Regions from separate parts of the Homo sapiens genome. Here region 2 is linked to region 1. Evidence: chromatin loops called from intact Hi-C (ENCODE). Cell type or tissue: heart right ventricle. All regions are shown on one strand. Links, peaks and the distances in the headings refer to the core of each region. The heading gives the core; the rest is flanking DNA.

What was found. Peaks named below come from ENCODE experiments on the same cell type or tissue, not always from the same donor. Only the 100,000 strongest peaks of a DNase experiment are listed, where the experiment ranks them.
Region 2: it touches region 1 in a loop (2.3-fold over the local background); 13 of 110 quality-filtered maps call a loop at or near these places.

Annotation. Positions count from the first base shown.
Region 1 is chr9:68,631,452-68,639,794 of GRCh38, forward strand. It overlaps TMEM252-DT (TMEM252 divergent transcript), which reads left to right. Exons shown (of 5, transcript NR_187592.1): 4 at 1,588-1,809. LOC105376071 (a long non-coding RNA gene) reads right to left here and starts at 3,552. Exons shown (of 3, transcript XR_929902.3): 1 at 3,318-3,552; 2 at 3,010-3,231. RefSeq lists a silencer at 7,735-7,824. In heart right ventricle, for the core only: no CTCF peak of the experiment used is centred there; no DNase peak of the experiment used is centred there.
Region 2 is chr9:68,686,047-68,694,389 of GRCh38, forward strand. No RefSeq gene overlaps it. Among named protein-coding and RNA genes, the nearest start is that of PIP5K1B, 15 kb to the right of the region's middle. In heart right ventricle, for the core only: no CTCF peak of the experiment used is centred there; a DNase peak (open chromatin) is centred at 4,188; H3K27ac peaks cover 1,723 bases.

The sequences.
Region 1 (8,343 bases), core at 69-8,068:
CTTCTAGAGGGCTTGTGTGCTTCCAGTCTCTCTTGGAGCCACAAGAACAAAACTGGTGTCAGCTGCTGGAGGATAACAAACCACTTGGAGGAGAGCACAGGAGTCTCAGCCAACTCTCAGAAGTAGAACCACCTCATGCACACACAGCTGACCTCAGATACATGAAGAAGACGACCTTATATCACGAGCTAAATACATGTTCTAAGCCTCGAAGTTTGAAGTGGTTTGTTATGCAGCAATACCTAACTCATACTTGTATCAACTTCCACATCTTTCCAATAAATTCCTTTTTTGTGAATTTCTACAGCTACAAAGAACTCTATTAGACACTTTCCAACTAGTCTCTCATTCTTGTAACAGAATGTGATCATATCACACATGCTCTTTTGTAATCTACTTTATTTCACTTTGCAACTGATTTTGAGCATCTTTCCCAAACGATCAAATGTACACAGTTGAAGAAGGAAAATCTCCCAAATGCCACTTCTGAGCCTCTGCCCAAACCAAGTTTCATCATGACATTATGGCCACCAGCCAAAATGCCATTTGTAGGCAGGCCTAGCATGATCTGTTCTGTCCAGAAGGAAGTGCCTTTAGCTTGTTTCTCCATGAGATTATTGGACAGCACTGTGACTTTTCACAGCTTGATGACCAAGAAAAGGACACAGTCATGCCTGAGAGGTGCTTGAGAACATTAACCTTCCCAGGCACTGTTTACCTCTTTGGAGAAAGAAAGCAATAATTGCATTCAGAATGTTCTATTATTTTCAAACATATAAAACATATGGACAGCGAAGACAGAAAAAGAGATAGACATTCCCCATAATGATTTTATCTTCTGACCCAAAACTGAGTGATTGGAGCTCTCCAGTCCTTTTATTCCTGGTCATCCTATTTCCATTATCCTTTTTTTTTTTCCACCAAAAGGCAGCTTTAATTTGAGATATTATTTGTTTGGCAGAGTAGGGCAAGGGGAGGGTGCAATGCCAGCCCCATAACTCTAGTCTCTAGTCTCCACGCTAATGAAAATACATTAATATTTTCCAAGGAAATTAGTGTTTGTAAAATGGATCCCCTGCAACTGTGCACACATTTCTATTGGAAGGAATTTTCTGAATGCATGATCTGCTTTGATCCCTTCCAATAGGCACACAACTGTAGGTCTATTCTCACCTTGCTTGCTTTTCCTTTGGATTTGATTTTTTTGTTGATAACAATAATTCCTATGGCATTTATCTCATTTAATCCTCATCAAAACTGCATGAGGTAGATATTGTTATTATTCTCCTTGGAATAAATTGAGGCTTAGAGAAGGCAAGTAAATGGTGTGAAGTCTTGTAGCTAATAAATGACAGAGCTGCGATCCCACCCTTGTTTGTCAAACTCCCAAATCAGGATGTTTTACCGTGATGTTTTCATGTCCCAATTCTTACTGAATTTTAAATACAATAAAGACATAAAAAATAAATCACCAAAGTACAGGTTACTTTTTTTTAAAGTAGGAAACAATAAGTGGCCTTAATGAGTTTCCTTCCAATCCTAAAAGAGTATGATGTTGAAATCCCTGTCTCTTTTCTCCCTAGGCAGCGTCTTCAGACTTCCAAATAAGCCTGAAGAGGACAGGAGAGCGAGCAATGTCTCCCTGAATGGGACTACAGGGGACGCTGGTAACCGCACCTCATTCAGCAACTTGAGAAACATCAGCAATAATACTACAAGCAATCGCTTAGGTACTTGACTGTGAGCAGGAATATGAGACAAGTGGAACACACTGGCTCTCATTTTTTAAAGATGATTTCACCTTAAGAGGTAAATACTTACGGAAAACAATAAAGCACCTACAAGAAGAATTATGATACAGGTCAGCACTGTCCAACAGAACTTTCTGTCATCATGCAAATGTATTGTATCTGTGCTGTCCAAGATGTGACATATCCAATATATTACCCACCTATGGCTATGGAGCACATGAAATGTAGCTAGTATGATGGAGGAACTCATTTTTAAATTTTAATTATCTTTATTAGCTTAGTTAACTTTAATTAACTGAAATTAAAATTAAAATAGCCAAATGTGGCCAGTGGCTACCATATGGGATGGCACAGCTATAGATGGCCATAGAAGTATGGTGAAGTGGTCAGGGAAGTCCTCATCAAGAAAGTACATTTTGAGAAGCTTTTGAAGTGGGGTACAGAGGGAAGAAAATGCAACTGGATTGAGAAAGATGGGAGGAAATGAACAAAACACAAGGTTTGTTCTAGTAGAAGGCCTGGGGTTACAGATTCAAATGCCTACAGAAAGAATCATAAGGTGGGCCAGTAGGCCGGGCACGGTGGCTCATGCCTGTAATCCCAGCACTTTGGGAGGCCAAGGCGGCCGGATCACTTGAGATCAGGAGTTCAAGACCAGCCTGGCCAAAAGGATGAAGCTCCATCTCTACTAAAAATACAAATACTAGCCAGGTGTGGTGGCGCCTATAATCCCAGTACTCAGGAGGCTGAGGTGGGAGGATCACTTGAACCTAGGAGCCAGAAGTTGCAGTGAGCCAAGATCATGGCTTTGCACTCCAGCCTGGGTGACAGAGAGGATTGGTGGGGGTTATGGGGACCATGGAGATTAGAGACCCTACCCCCATGTAAAGTGTCAATCACTAGTCAGCTCCAGCCAGTTATTGCCATACAGAAATGTAGGCTCAATGTTGACTATCTTCTTATTTTTTGGAGGAAGTCAGAAACTCCAATTTTATGTTAAGTCACCTAATTTTAAGTCTTGGCCACAGTGTGTGCTAAACATTCTTAGCAGATGCTGTTGGTGCTCCACTCATATCCACTCAGCACTCCCCTCTGCAGGTGAGGCTGCCTAGTGTGACTGCCTTCAACTCTGCCTGAAGACACTGTGCACACACTTGACCTGCATTCAGCACATGTAGGAATGCTAAAACATTAATGCCCTTGGAAGCAGCTCTCAAACAATGAGAGGAAAGTATATAAATATGATAGATAGTCTTACCTTTCAGTTAGGATAGCTCTGAGATATGTCCTGTATTGCCTCCCAGAGTTTCCTTGTGTGACTGAGCTCCAGCTGCCACAGTACAAACTGGTAGATAATGTGCCATTCATTGGAATCCATCCCTTTTCCTTCTCACTCTCCCACTTGCCTGTATACTGATGTTTCCTGGGATCACCTCCCAATAAACTACTTGGACACCAATCCATATCTCAGAACCTGATCCTGGGAGGAACCCAAACAAAGACACTGTTGCAGCATACAAACTCAAATTCCAGTGGCGAACACAATGATGTTTCAATCTCACTCACATCACAGTCCAATGAGGGTCATTGTGGAGACTGTTCCACCATCCAGGGAGCCAGGCTCCTTTCATCATGTGGCTCTGCATCTTCTATGACACCTTCCTTCTCTGCATTCAGTTGCAGATGGGGACAGATAGAGAACGTGGAGGGCTGGGAGGAGGATTTTTACCATCAAGGCCTGGAAACAGTGACCAGCACTTCTGTTCATATCCATTGGCAGAACTCGTCATATGGTTCCTCCTACTTGCTGGGGACGCAGGGAAACGTAGTGCAGCTGTGCACCAACTGTAGAAGGAAATAGGTTTGCTGAACACATAGCAGTTTCAGCTGCTGCAACTTATTTATTTATTGAGACAGAGTCTCACTGTGTCACCCAGGCTGGAGTGCAGTGGCGTGATCTCAGTTCACTGCAACCTCTGCCTCCGGGGTTCAAATGATTCTCCTGTCTCAGCCTCCTGAGTAGCTGGGATTACAGGCATGTGCCACCACACCCGGCTAATTTTTGTATTTTTTTTAGTAGAGATGGGGTTTTCACCATGTTGGCCAGGCTGGTCTTGAACTCCTGGCCTCAAGTGATCTGCCTGCCTTGGCCTACCAAAGTGCTGGGATTACAGGCACGAGCCACTGCGCCTGGCCTGCAACTTATTTAGATTTTGTAAAAATACTGTCCGGGCCAAAGAAGCTATGCCTGTGGACCAAAGTCAGCTTGTGGAACACCAGTTTGGAAACTGTGGCCCAGATATTATTCCCTAGAGTTAAGGGAGAAAAATTTTGCTAGCAAGCCACCCAACAAGTTCTTAACTTGCACAGAAATAAGTGTGCCACATTTTATTCAATGTCCAAACACTGTACTGAGTGCTCCACGCACAGTGCTGCAGTGAGCAGCCTCTGGAGATGTGTGTGAAACATGCAGATATTGCATGACTATATGAAATTAATCTATATGAAATTTGAAATGACTTTATGAAAATTGAATCAATTCTCCACTGACTGAGTTTATAATTTCACAGGGAAAATGATCATTTCATTTCTGATAGTTCTTACATGAACAGTGGGTCCCTAATCAGATAGCTGTGACTTCCTTCATCCTCTGTCAAGTGATTGTCTCTCAGTAGGTCATGTCAATGTAGCCCCACTTCCACCTCATCTTCAGCTCTTCAGCCTCTCCCCCGATTCCCTACGCTCCAGCCCCACTGCTTGTTTCTCAAACTTGCCAAACTTTTTACACCTCCAGAATTTTGCAAATGCTGTTCCTTATTCCAGAAATGCATTCCTGCTCTCCTCTCTTCTCTTTGCTTCATTCTTTACCCAACTGGGTCCCTGGTATCTGCCAAGTCTTGGCATAAATATTCTTCCCTCATAGAAGCTTTGACTGACCACCCAAAACAAAGGGGCTTTTCTCCACCTACCATTATTCCCGCTCCTTCTATCTATCATGATTCAGAACCATATCTGCATGTTTCACACACATCTCCAGAGGCTGCTCACTGCAGCACTGTGCGTGGAGCACTCAGTACAGTGTTTGGACATTGTCAGAGCTCAAAGATATCTGTTGAATACATAAATGAATACCAAAAAAACTCCACTGCTTTAAAGAAGTTTGTGTGGATACCTTTTATAATTAAAATAACATCTCCCCATCTGTCTTGAAAGTTTAGTTAAACTTGATTAGGATTTAATGAAGAGAAATATTTATATATTGAATGCTACCTGAGGCAAAGAAATAAAATAAAATTCCTCTCTTTATCTCAGAAATCCCTGAACTTAGTCTCTTCTAAAACTAACCTAGATAAAACTCAGTGTGATCATTTATGTCAACAGGGGTGGAGAGACGAAAGCTCTTTGAAAAAGTGAAACTGATATTAAAATGCAAAATTTTAATTCCTAAAAGCATCATTGACCTAAATAATCTAACAAGTTGCTCAGGGAGAAAAAAATAGGAATCAGCTTTGATTTTTCCCCACCCCTTCCAATCTCTCTGCCATCCTTATGAGCTGTACTTCCAAACACAGCTCAGCTTCACCTCTTGCCTCTTCCCCTTTTGCCCAAGATTGTGTCAATCCAAGCTGCTGAATGCGTAATGAAGCTGTCTGTCTAAGAAGCACAGTTACTTGTTTAGTTAGAAATGTAATTTTTGTTTTGGGGTTTTATTTGGGAGGGATTTTTTGCCAAGTGGTAGAATTTGAAAGTGTTTTCCCTATAGGAGGCAGATTCGGAAGTCTGGCCTACGACTCTTTTGGAAGCTGAAACTAATTAAAATATTCATTTTTCGCCTCTGTAGCTAAGACCCGGCAGGGGAGATAGCATTTGTTTTATGAAGGTGTAACTATATCCACTAACCTCTTGTGTGCCACATTCGGCATCTGCCCCAAGGCTGCCACACCTGCTCAAACACCTGCCCAGTATGTGAGTATTTGGTAGAACAGTTTTTAATGGCTTACCTAAGGGCACCTAGGGTCACCCACCTTTACCTGAGGACAATAGAGTCTTGTTCCACATATTTATTACCTATACACTCACCTCTGAGTGAAGTACTTTCCTGGTTTCACCTTCAGTGAGATCTGAAAAGCTATGCAAAAGACAAATAGAAAAAGAGAAAGAGAAAGAGAAGTTAAAAAATAGTTGTGTGTCATTAAAAAAAAAAAAAAAAATCACTGACCGGGCATGGTAGCTCACACCTGCAATGCCAGCACTTTGAGAGGCTGAGGCAGGCAGATCACAAGGTCAAGAGATTGAGACCAGCTTGGCAAACATGGTGAAACTCCATCTCTACTAAAAATACAAAAATTGGCTGGGCGCGGTGGCGCATGCCTGTAATCCCAGCTACTCAGGAGGCTGAGGTAGGAGAGTCGCTTGAACCCAGGAGGCAAAGGTTGTAGTGGACTGAGATCACGCTACTGCACTCCAGCCTGGTGACAGAGTGAGACTCTGTCTCAAAAAAAAAATCACAGAGGTTGAGAAAGATACGAGAATATGTTAAGTGTCCTCCGTGCTTCCAGAGTGTCTACAGAATCCTCAAAGAAGTGTAAAGCCATAAACCAAGACAGAGCCAATTTCAGCATTCACTGTTTTTGAATGGCAAAAACTAATAATGATGCTTCTTCTGAATACTCAGTATGTCCAAGGACAGGCTAGATGTTTTACTTACATTATCACATTACTTCTCCCTACTCTCTACCATAGGAGACAGTATGAATATTTATGAATATTTTGTTATATTTATTTAATATTCATTAAATATTTATGAATGCTTTGCAAATGAGGAAACTGGAGCTCCAAGAAGTCCAGTGACTTGGGAAGTAGTAATGCATGGGCTAAGAGCAGACTTGGAGGTCACATCATCTGTGCTGGGGTCCCAGCTCTGCTATTGACCAGCAGTGTGACTTTAGACAAATTACTTAATCTCACTAAGCCTCTGTTTTGTCACAAAAGGGCAGTGGTAATAGGTAATGACCCACCTTACTTGTGAAGATGCAATGACTTAACACACACCCAATGCCTGGCACATCATCTAACACATCACCTAGCACACAAGACATGCTGAACCAAGGTTTGCTATCATCCTCCTCAAAGATCACACACAGCTAGAGGGTTGAGAGCAAGGCTGCCAACCCTGGTTGTTTTATTCTGCTCATAAAGCTTCTGTATCTTCCACTTGCAAAAACTAAATTCAGAGAAAAATAATTGGAAATAGAAAAGGGTGGTCAAAGAGAACACCAGAACCAGAAGGAGGCGAAGACCAGTTCCTTCTGTATCTGGAACTTGCCCTATATGGGTCCTTTGCCTCCTATACCAGGCTCTGGAGGAAAATCTGTTTGGTGAGCTAAGAAGTATTTTTTTTTCTAATCAAGAGAAGTCTCTATAAGCCTTCTAGAATTCTCATCCTTGATGGTGAAAGAAATTACAATGTGCATATTCTATTGTTACAGGCCAACTCCCCATTTTCTTTCCCCCAAGACTGCCTTTTCCCACACCTTATTCCTCATTCTCCCACCTCTCCACTTCTTGACATTGGCCTGGTTCTTCAAGGGCCACCTGAAATCCCACCACCTCCCCAGTGAAGGTTTCCCCTTTCTCTGGAGGCTGAAACATTTATTTTTAGTTTAAACATTTAATTGGTTTTCCTGTTTCATAGGGACTAATACCCCCCAAATAGATGATGTACTTCCTTTGTGTACTCCACAGGGATTGATACTAAGTTTCAAACCCAGAAAGTTCTAAATAGATATGCACTTTGTATAAATTATTGTTGAGAACTGGACTGATTGTAGCATTTGTGAAACTCCCACCTGGTAATAGGGATGCAACTGAAAACTCGGCAGAGTTTTAAGCCTTGGTCCCCACCCTCAAGGTGCTTTCATCCGTAAAGAGAACAAAGCCCGACCAGGTGTGGTGGCTCACGCCTGTAATCCCAGCACTTTGGGAGGCTGAGGTGGGTGGATTATCTGAGGTCAGGAGTTTGAGACTAGCCTGACCAACATGGTGAAACCCCGTCTCTACTAAAAATACAAAATTAGCTGGGCGTGGTGGCGCATGACTGTAATCCCAGCTACTCGGGGGGCTGAGGCAGGAGAATTGCTTGAACCTGGGAGGCGGAGGTTGCAGTGAGCCAAGATCGCTCTATTGCACTCCAGCCTGGGCGACAGAGTGAAACACCGTCTCAACCAAAAAAAGAGAGAGAGAGAGAGAGAGGAAGAAAAAAAAAAAAAAGCCCACAGCCTGTTATAACAGGGAGGCACTGAGGCAGAAAAGTTAGCATTATGGGTTACTTAATTTCCCTTTTTTTTTCTTAACAGTAAAATGGGTATAACAGTCATACCTACTTCATGGAGACTTTGTCAGGTTTAAATCAGATAGTGCAGAGCCTAGCATATCCTAAGAGTTCAAAAAATATAGCTACAGGTAGGTTCAGAAATTAGAAAAGCAATTGTTCAAATACCGGGGGAACAACAAACATCTTATAATTAAAAGGCTCAACTGGGTATATTTCCAGAGACAGCTGAGCTGCTATCAAGTTATTTTAAAGGTATTT
Region 2 (8,343 bases), core at 308-8,307, 55 kb after region 1:
TCTCATACCTTATATTGGTCAGATATTTACTCTTGTTCTTGACTAGTTTGGGTGGGAGATTCAGTCCATCAGAAAGAGAGCTTCCTCATTTCTGAACTGCTAAGTTGGGAAGGCTGCACCTCCATCAACCCAAGTAAGAGAGGCTCACCTTCAAAAGTGCATTGATGGGCCAGATGCAGTGGCTCACACCTGTAGTCCCAGCACTTTGGGAGGCCGAGGTGGGCTGGTCTCTTGAGGCTGGGAGTTCAAGACCAGCCTGGCCAACATGGTGAAACCCTGTCTCTACTAAAAATACAAAAATTAGCCATGCTTGGTGGCACATGCCTGTAATCCCAGCTACTACTTGGGAGGCTAAGGCACGTGAATCACTTGAGCCCAGAAGGCAGAGGTTGCAGTGAGCCAAGATCACACCATTGTACTCCAGCCTGGCCAACAGAGTGAGACTCTGTCAAAAACAAAAAAAGAAAAATGAAAAAAAGTACATTATTGGAATGGCTCTAACAGTCCTATAAACAAAATTTTGAGAAAGGAAATGGATTTTACAAGAATGCAGTTAGGGTTCTCTGTTACATTTAGTGACAAATATTGTTATTGTTTTCAGCATATAGCTTAGATAGTAGGTGCTAGCTGACTGGCTGGCTGAGTGAGTGAATAAACTTGGCATGAGTTGGGAGGCAGGCTGGTATCATCCAAGGCAGCTGTACTTTAGAGGCAGACAGGCTTTGCCACACTGGGATTCTCGGACCCTCTGCTTTTGCATCTGTAATGCCAGAACAATGATATCTCTCTGGGAGGGTGGACTGAAGATTGGAGATAATGCATGGAAGCATCTGGCTAACTAATTAGCATGGATAATTTGATTGCTTTTTGATGGATAATTGATGGATAATTTGATTGATTTTTATTATCATCATCTCAGGCTCCTTACTTGGCTCCTTGGGCTGTCATCCATCCCCTAAATCGCCCAATTGGGGCTTCATCCTGCCCCCTCCTGTCGCCATCTGGTCATTCATCTGCTAGGCTGAGTGGTTTCACTCATCACCACCAATCCCTGCCGACCCTTCACCCCAGCCTGCAAAGCCACTTCCATCCTTCAGACCCTCCAACTTCCCTACCATTCCTCCAAGTAATCCAGATTTTGGGATAGTTCCTTCCTGTCTAGCACTCTTTTGTCTTCTTTCTTTGCCTTCTCATCTCTCAACTATAGGTGATATTTGTGAGGTAGTAAAAATATAAAAATCAGCTGGATGTGGTGGCGCCTATAATCCCATCTACTCGGGAGGCTGAGGTGGGAGGATCACTTGAACCTAGGAGGCAGAGGTTGCAGTCAGTCAAGACCGTGCCACTGCACTGCAGCCTGGGTGACAGAATGAGACTCTGTTTGAAAACAACAACGACAACAACAACAAAAAAGAAAACAGAGGAACAAATTTGAGAACTCACGGTGCCTGATTTCAAGAATTACTATAAAGCCACAGAAATCAAGACAGTGTGATACTGAGAAAAATATAACATATAGATTAATAAAACAGAACAGAGAGCCCAGAAATTGACCCACACATAGGTGGTTACTTGATTTTTGACAAAGATACGAATGAGGTAGAAAAATAAGTCTTTCAATAAATGGTATTGGAACAACTGGACATTCATATGCTAAAAAAAGAGAACTTCAACTTATATCCTGTATTGTATAATACAAAATAGTTAACAGTTAACTAAAAATGCATCGTAGACTATCATAGGCCTAAATGCAAGAAGTTTCAACCATAAAAATTCTAGAAGATACCATAGAAAAAAAATGTGCAAAGATTTAAGCAAATACTTAAATCTTTGGCTTAAGCAAAGTTTTCTTAGATATGTCACTAGAAATATGATTTATAAAAGCACACACTGATAAATTTAGCTTTATAAAAATTTAAAATTTCTGCTCTGCAAAAGACACTTCAGAAAATGAAAAGACAAGCTACAGACTGGTGGAAAATATTTGCAAATATTTTCCTACATAAATGACTTGTGTCCAACAAATGACTTGTATCCGTAATATATAAAGAGCCCACAAAGCTCAATAAGAGAATCCAATTTTTAAATGGCCAAAAGATTTGAACAGACACTTTATCAAAGAGGATATATATGGAGAAAAATACATAAAAAGATGCTTCTCATAATTATTCATTAGGAAAATGTAAGTTAAAACTATGATGAGATACAATTTTGTATCCACCAGATATATAAGTCTGACAATTCCAATGGTACAGAAGATGTGGAAACCGAAACTCTCAAGCACTGTTATTGATAGCAGTATAAATTGAAACAATTTCTTTAGCATGCAATTTGGCACTATCTAGTTAGGTTGAAGATTCACATAATCCATGACCCTGCAATTCTACTTCTAGATAGAGAATAATTCTTGCACATGTGCACAAAGAATGAATACAAGAATACTAGGTACAGCATTTTGTGGTAATGGAGGAACAATGTAGAAAATGTCCATGAACAGGAGAATAGACAAATTGTGGTATATTCATACAATGCATGCTACACAGCAAGGGTTAGCAAACTATAGCCCATGGGTCAAATCCAGCCCATTACCTATATGTATAAATAAACTTTTATTGAAACCCAGCCACACTTGTATTCACTGATGTATTGTCTGTATAACTGCTTTCGTGTTACAACAGCATTGTTCAATAGTTGCAAGAAACCATATGACACACAGAGCCTAAAATATTTAATGCCTGGCCTTTAATAAGAAAAGTTTGCTGACCCCTGATCCATAGCAAAACAAAAAAAGTAAATCACAGCCCAGGCAACATGGTGAGACCCCATCTCTAAAAATCATTAAAAAATTTTGCCAGGCATGGTAGTGGGAGCCTGTAGTCCCAGCTATTTGGGAGGCTGAGGCAGGAGAATCGCTTGAGCCCAGGAGGTCAAGGCTGTAATGAGCTATGATTATGCCACTGCCCTCCACCCTGATAAAGCAAGATTCTGTCTCTAAAGGAATGAATGAATGAATAAAATGACAAGTATATTGCATCAGTCAGAGCCCAACCAGAGAAAGAGAACTAGTGAGAGATATATATTAAGAGGTTTATTCCAAGGAACTGGCTTGTGTGTGATTGTGGAGGCTGGCTAGGCATGTCTGAAATCCATAGGGGAGACTGTCAGGAAGGGCAGGCTGGAACCATCAGTCCTAAGCTGAAGCTTGGTTCACAGGTGGGATCTCTTCTTCTCCAGGGAATCCTTGGCTATGCCTTTCAATTGCCTTTCTAATGCCTTTCAACCAATTGAATGAAGTCCATTCAGATTATCTAGGCTAATCTTCTTTACTTAAATCCAATTGATTACAGGCTTTAATCACACCTACAAAATACCTTCACAGAAACACCTAGTGTTTAACTGATTAACTGATCTAGCCACGCTGACATGTAAAACTAGCAAATGTATCCACATATATATCCACAAAGATAAATCTCATATATCCACAAAGATAAATCTCATAAATGTAATGCTGAACAACAATTAAAGTTGCAAAATCATACATAAGATAAGGTAACACTTATATAAAGGTTTAAAATGGGCAAAAAATTTAACAAAGTTTATGAATATATGGATATATAAAAACATGTAAAGGAATGATAAAGTTACTTTATGTTACTGAGTGCCACTGGGAAGGAAGGAAAGGAGTGAAATTGGGAGTAGTTTTACTGTATCTATAATATTCTGTTTGTTTGTTTGTTTGTTTGTTTTTAAAGGCAAGAGACTCCAAAGTAAATCAGGCATACAAAAATCTTATAAAACCTGGCCCTGATATTGTAATTGCTTATTGTATTATTGTTAATACTTGGGTGCGTGTGTGCAATCTTGCACAATCATTATTTTTTAAAAAGCATCATGATTAACCCCCTTTGCACAAGCCTAAAAAGTGGTGTTTATACTGGGTGGTCAACTTTGATTCAGAACTACACTGGATAGGACCAGACAGTAGAGGCTTCTTTTTTGTTTTCTAAATGCTAAACAACACTTTGGTGGATGCTCTGGGTTTTCTTTCATGGTCCAGTGTTTCAGGGAATGAACCTCACCTCCTGGGAGTTGAGCCTGGAAAATCACAGCATTCATCATGCTCCAGCCTGTGCCCAGTGGAGAGCACAGAGCAGGGTGAGTCATTCTTACTTGAGCCCCGACCTTGGCTGACCTTCGTAGTGCCAAGGTCTGGAGCCAAATGAAACTCCTGACTTAAGGAGCTAGAGATAAAGAGGCGGGTGGCTGGTCACATGGTACGTGGCCGCTGATGGAATGTGACTTGTCAGACCCCCCCCAGGGGGCTTTCAGTAGGGCCTGCATTTGTATTTATTATACCAAGAGACATAATGCTGAGAGTTCTTCCTGAAGAACGTCAGACTTCTGATTTAAGAAGTGGTTGTATACAGATCCAAAGGTTGTAATCTGCAACATGCCTGCAGAAATTTATCAACTGACATTTTTGTATGGCATGCCAACGTAAGTCTTTTTGCAAAAATTAAACTCTTTTAGGATTAAAAAGAACACATGCTATTTGTAAAAATTTGGAATATGTGAAAAGCTAGAGAGAAGAAAACAAACCTCTGAAGCTCACTACCCAACATTATCAGTGATTATCTTTTAGCCTTTTTTTCCCGGTGTCATACTTTTTTCTGTAGTTAATGTACCCTTTCAACAATGGTTATTGAGCACCCAGCAAGTACCAGGCTTTATTCTCGGTGCTAGAGATATGGAAATGTACAAAACAGCCAAGGTCCCTGCTCTTGGGGAGCTAATAAGAAAGAAGGGTAGACTAACCATTGAAAATCAGTATATAAATATACAAGATACATTTAGATACAAAATGGTATTATGGAAAAAATGATACCTAATAATACCGAAGACTTATAATGTGCTATTCTAAGCCTTTCACTCATGTGTATCAATACATTGAATAAAACTGATGTCTGTGTGTGTGTGTGTGTGTGTGTGTGTGTGTGTGTGTGTGTGTGTGTGTGTGTGTTAGAGGGAAGGTTAGGCTATTACAGGAAATCTTTCAATGCAATGATCAGGAATGTCCTATTGAAGAAGACAACGTAGGAACGAAGGTTTACTTAAAGGGAAAAAGATGGCCATGGAAGACCCAGATTGAGAGCCTTCCCAGCAAAGGGAACAGCAAGTTTAAATACCTTGAGCATAAAATAGTTTGGCATGTTCATGAAACAGAAAAAAGTATGTCTGGGACTTCAAGGAACAAAAGGCAGAAAGGTCTGCAATGAAACCAAAGATTGTCCTTTTTGGGTTCTCCAGGGAACTCTTGAGAGCAGCAGAAAAAGGCATTTTTTTTTTCCAGTGGTTTCATTCTCTTCTTATCCCACCCACTACTTTCACACTCTCATTTCTGTATGAGGAAAGGGCTGAGCTTTTGTTGCAGCTGCTACTCTTGGAACAGTTGAGACCATTAACTCACATCTCCTGCACCTGACATGCCAGCATCCTACAGGCAGAATTTAAAGCTTCGGGGTCCTCTTTGCTAAAATGCTACCCACACTTAAGTCCACACAAAGTTGAAGGCAGCTTTGCAATTGAGTTTTACCAACAATCTTAGGACCCACATTATTAATTGCTACACAGCAACCACTCCTCACTCAGCACTTCTTCCTCAGCTGAGAGGCTTCCCTCTACTGTAAAGGCTAATGATGCCAAATATTTTTTTCTCCTCCCTTGCTTCCAGATGACCAAACTCAGAGTTGTGTCTTGGCCCTTAGATTTGCTACCTAAAGCCCACAGCGTGGCTGTCTCAGTTTCCTGACTATCATTCCCTACAATCTGGATTTTGCAGCTTGAATGTTAATAGGGTAATTCATTGCAGCCCTTTGTTCTCTCTATTGCCTGTAAAATGGTGGTCATAAGCCTCAATACACATAATCTTTAAAACAACTCAATAAGGCAGGACCATTCATGTCCCCACTTTACAGACTAATAAACTAAGGCACAAAAAATTATGTACTAGAGGTCATGTAGCTGGAAAGTGGAGGAGCTAGCGTTGGAATCCAGGCAGAGGCTTCTAACCACTATGCCGCACACAGAGAAATTATTTAAAAGACATTTTAAAATTGTTTTTAATGAACACACAGTAATTATACACATTTATGCGGTACAGTGTGATATTTTGATACCTGTATACAATGTGTAATGTAGAAAGACATTTATGCAACCCCCTTTGGTTGAATATTGTCCAGGAACAGATTATTGGTTTGTTTGTAAGTCTAGAAATCAATTAACTCAATTAGCAAACAATGATGAACCATCTACAGTGTGTGCTGGGCTAAACCGTGGGATACAAAGTTGGGCAACATGACATTGAAGATGATGATAACTGGTGTGCTGAGAGCTTACTGTGCAACAGCCCCTGACCCAGGTGCTATGGATATAATGGGGAGCATCATAGTCCAGGTGAATTTCATCACAGACCTCAATCTTGTAGGAGAGAATCAACCGTGAACCAAGCGCTATAATGGGAATTGTTTAGAGTTGTGCGGTCCAGTCCGGGCATCACCAGCCACATGGGACTATTTAAAAGCAATTAAAATTAAATAATACTTACACATCAGTCCCTCGGTCACATTAACCACATTTCAAGTGCACATGTGGCTCGTGGCTACCTATAAATAGCACAGATTATGGAACAATATTCTTGCTGAACGTTCTGTTGGATGGCACTGGTTTAGAGTGTTTGGAAGCACAGAGAGACATTTCTCATTTAAACTTGGAGGTGAGGAGAGGTGTCAAGAAAGGGATCCTGAACAAAGTAATGTTTAAGCTGACACGTGAAGAATGACTAGTTTTAATCCTTACTAGAGTTCTGTGAAATATTTTGTATCTCTACTTAATGAATGAGAAAATGGTCTCCAGGAAGTTGAGAAACTTGCCTGAAGTTGCAAGAAAAGGGTGAGAGAGAATATTTGATTCCCAAATCCATGCTTGAAACACTAACAGTCACTAAAGCAACCATGGACAAAAGAGATCTCTTTTGAAAGAAACAGGTAGCAACTTCACAAATAATTGTTTGAAGACTTTGTGCTGTATTTTAAAGCACTCTGTTAAGTATTAATGTAATATGAAGTTTCCAAAAACAATTTAAAAAACACAGGGCTTCTCACCACATGGAGTCTGCCATTTCACGGAGAGATAGACAGGTGTCTATGAAATGTTGGCAGAACAAGTGAATTCTAAGTGCTATAGGAATTACAGGAGGTGGTAATGTCTTCCTGTGAAGACTTCCTGGAACAGGGAGGAATTAAGAGGGGTCTTAAAACTGTGTAGAATGGGCATATCAGAGCATTGCAGGCAGGAGGAAAGTTTGTTGGAAGGCTCAGGATGGGGGCCTGCAAGATCAGTGCTGAGAATGGGAATAATACCTTAGTCTTACGTTGGGGGTTTGTTCAGATGAGACAACTCAGTCTTTTCTGCAGGCATGGGCTTTCAACACAAATTCTTCTTGAACAATATTTATGGGTGTGTCTATAAATATTGGTTCAGGGGCAGGGCAGAGACATCACTATTTCCCCTTCAGGGAATTTCCCTCAGAGAGCATTATTGACATCACAACAGAATTCGTGGCTTCCCAGAGGAAAAGTCTTCAGGAACTCACAAGAGAGATTTTCGGGGCAACCCTTCTTTGCTTTCAGCGTGTGTTTAACAGTTCTTCCCCTTTCTCTCATACCTTTCTTCAAACCTGCAAATGAATCCCAGTGCTAGAGAGTACAGAATTACTTGTGGGAATTTAAAATCAATACATTGTTATGCACTTAAGTTCATGGGAAAAATAATCTAATTAACAAATATCTGCACTGACTTGTGAGCTATGTGAATCTGACAAATTAATACTATACATGGCATTTTATATACTCGGTTTGCTGTTCACATACTATCTGTTGGGTTCTACTTTTTTGTCTTAACATTGTCTTATGTACAATTTTCTTGGCACATCAATATAGTCCAAATAAGACCACTTTTTAATGATAGTTTATAACAAAATCAGTCTTCAATTATTGGCTAGTAGATTTATTGCCTGATAGCATTTTAAAAATATCAGTGCAATGAATAGTTTTGTACAATCATTTTTTAATTACATATTTTTGTTTTTAGAGCATATTCTCTAAAATGGGATGACTAGAACCTAGGTTTAATCATTGTATGCCTCTTGTTAGTTGTTCTCTAGGAAGATTATACCAATATTTACCTAGTGTATCTGTCCTCCCAAAGCCTTGTCAACACTGGATTTTGAATTATTACTTTGCTCTTGGTAATTTAAGGGACCTTACTTCGACTCTCTGTCTCAGT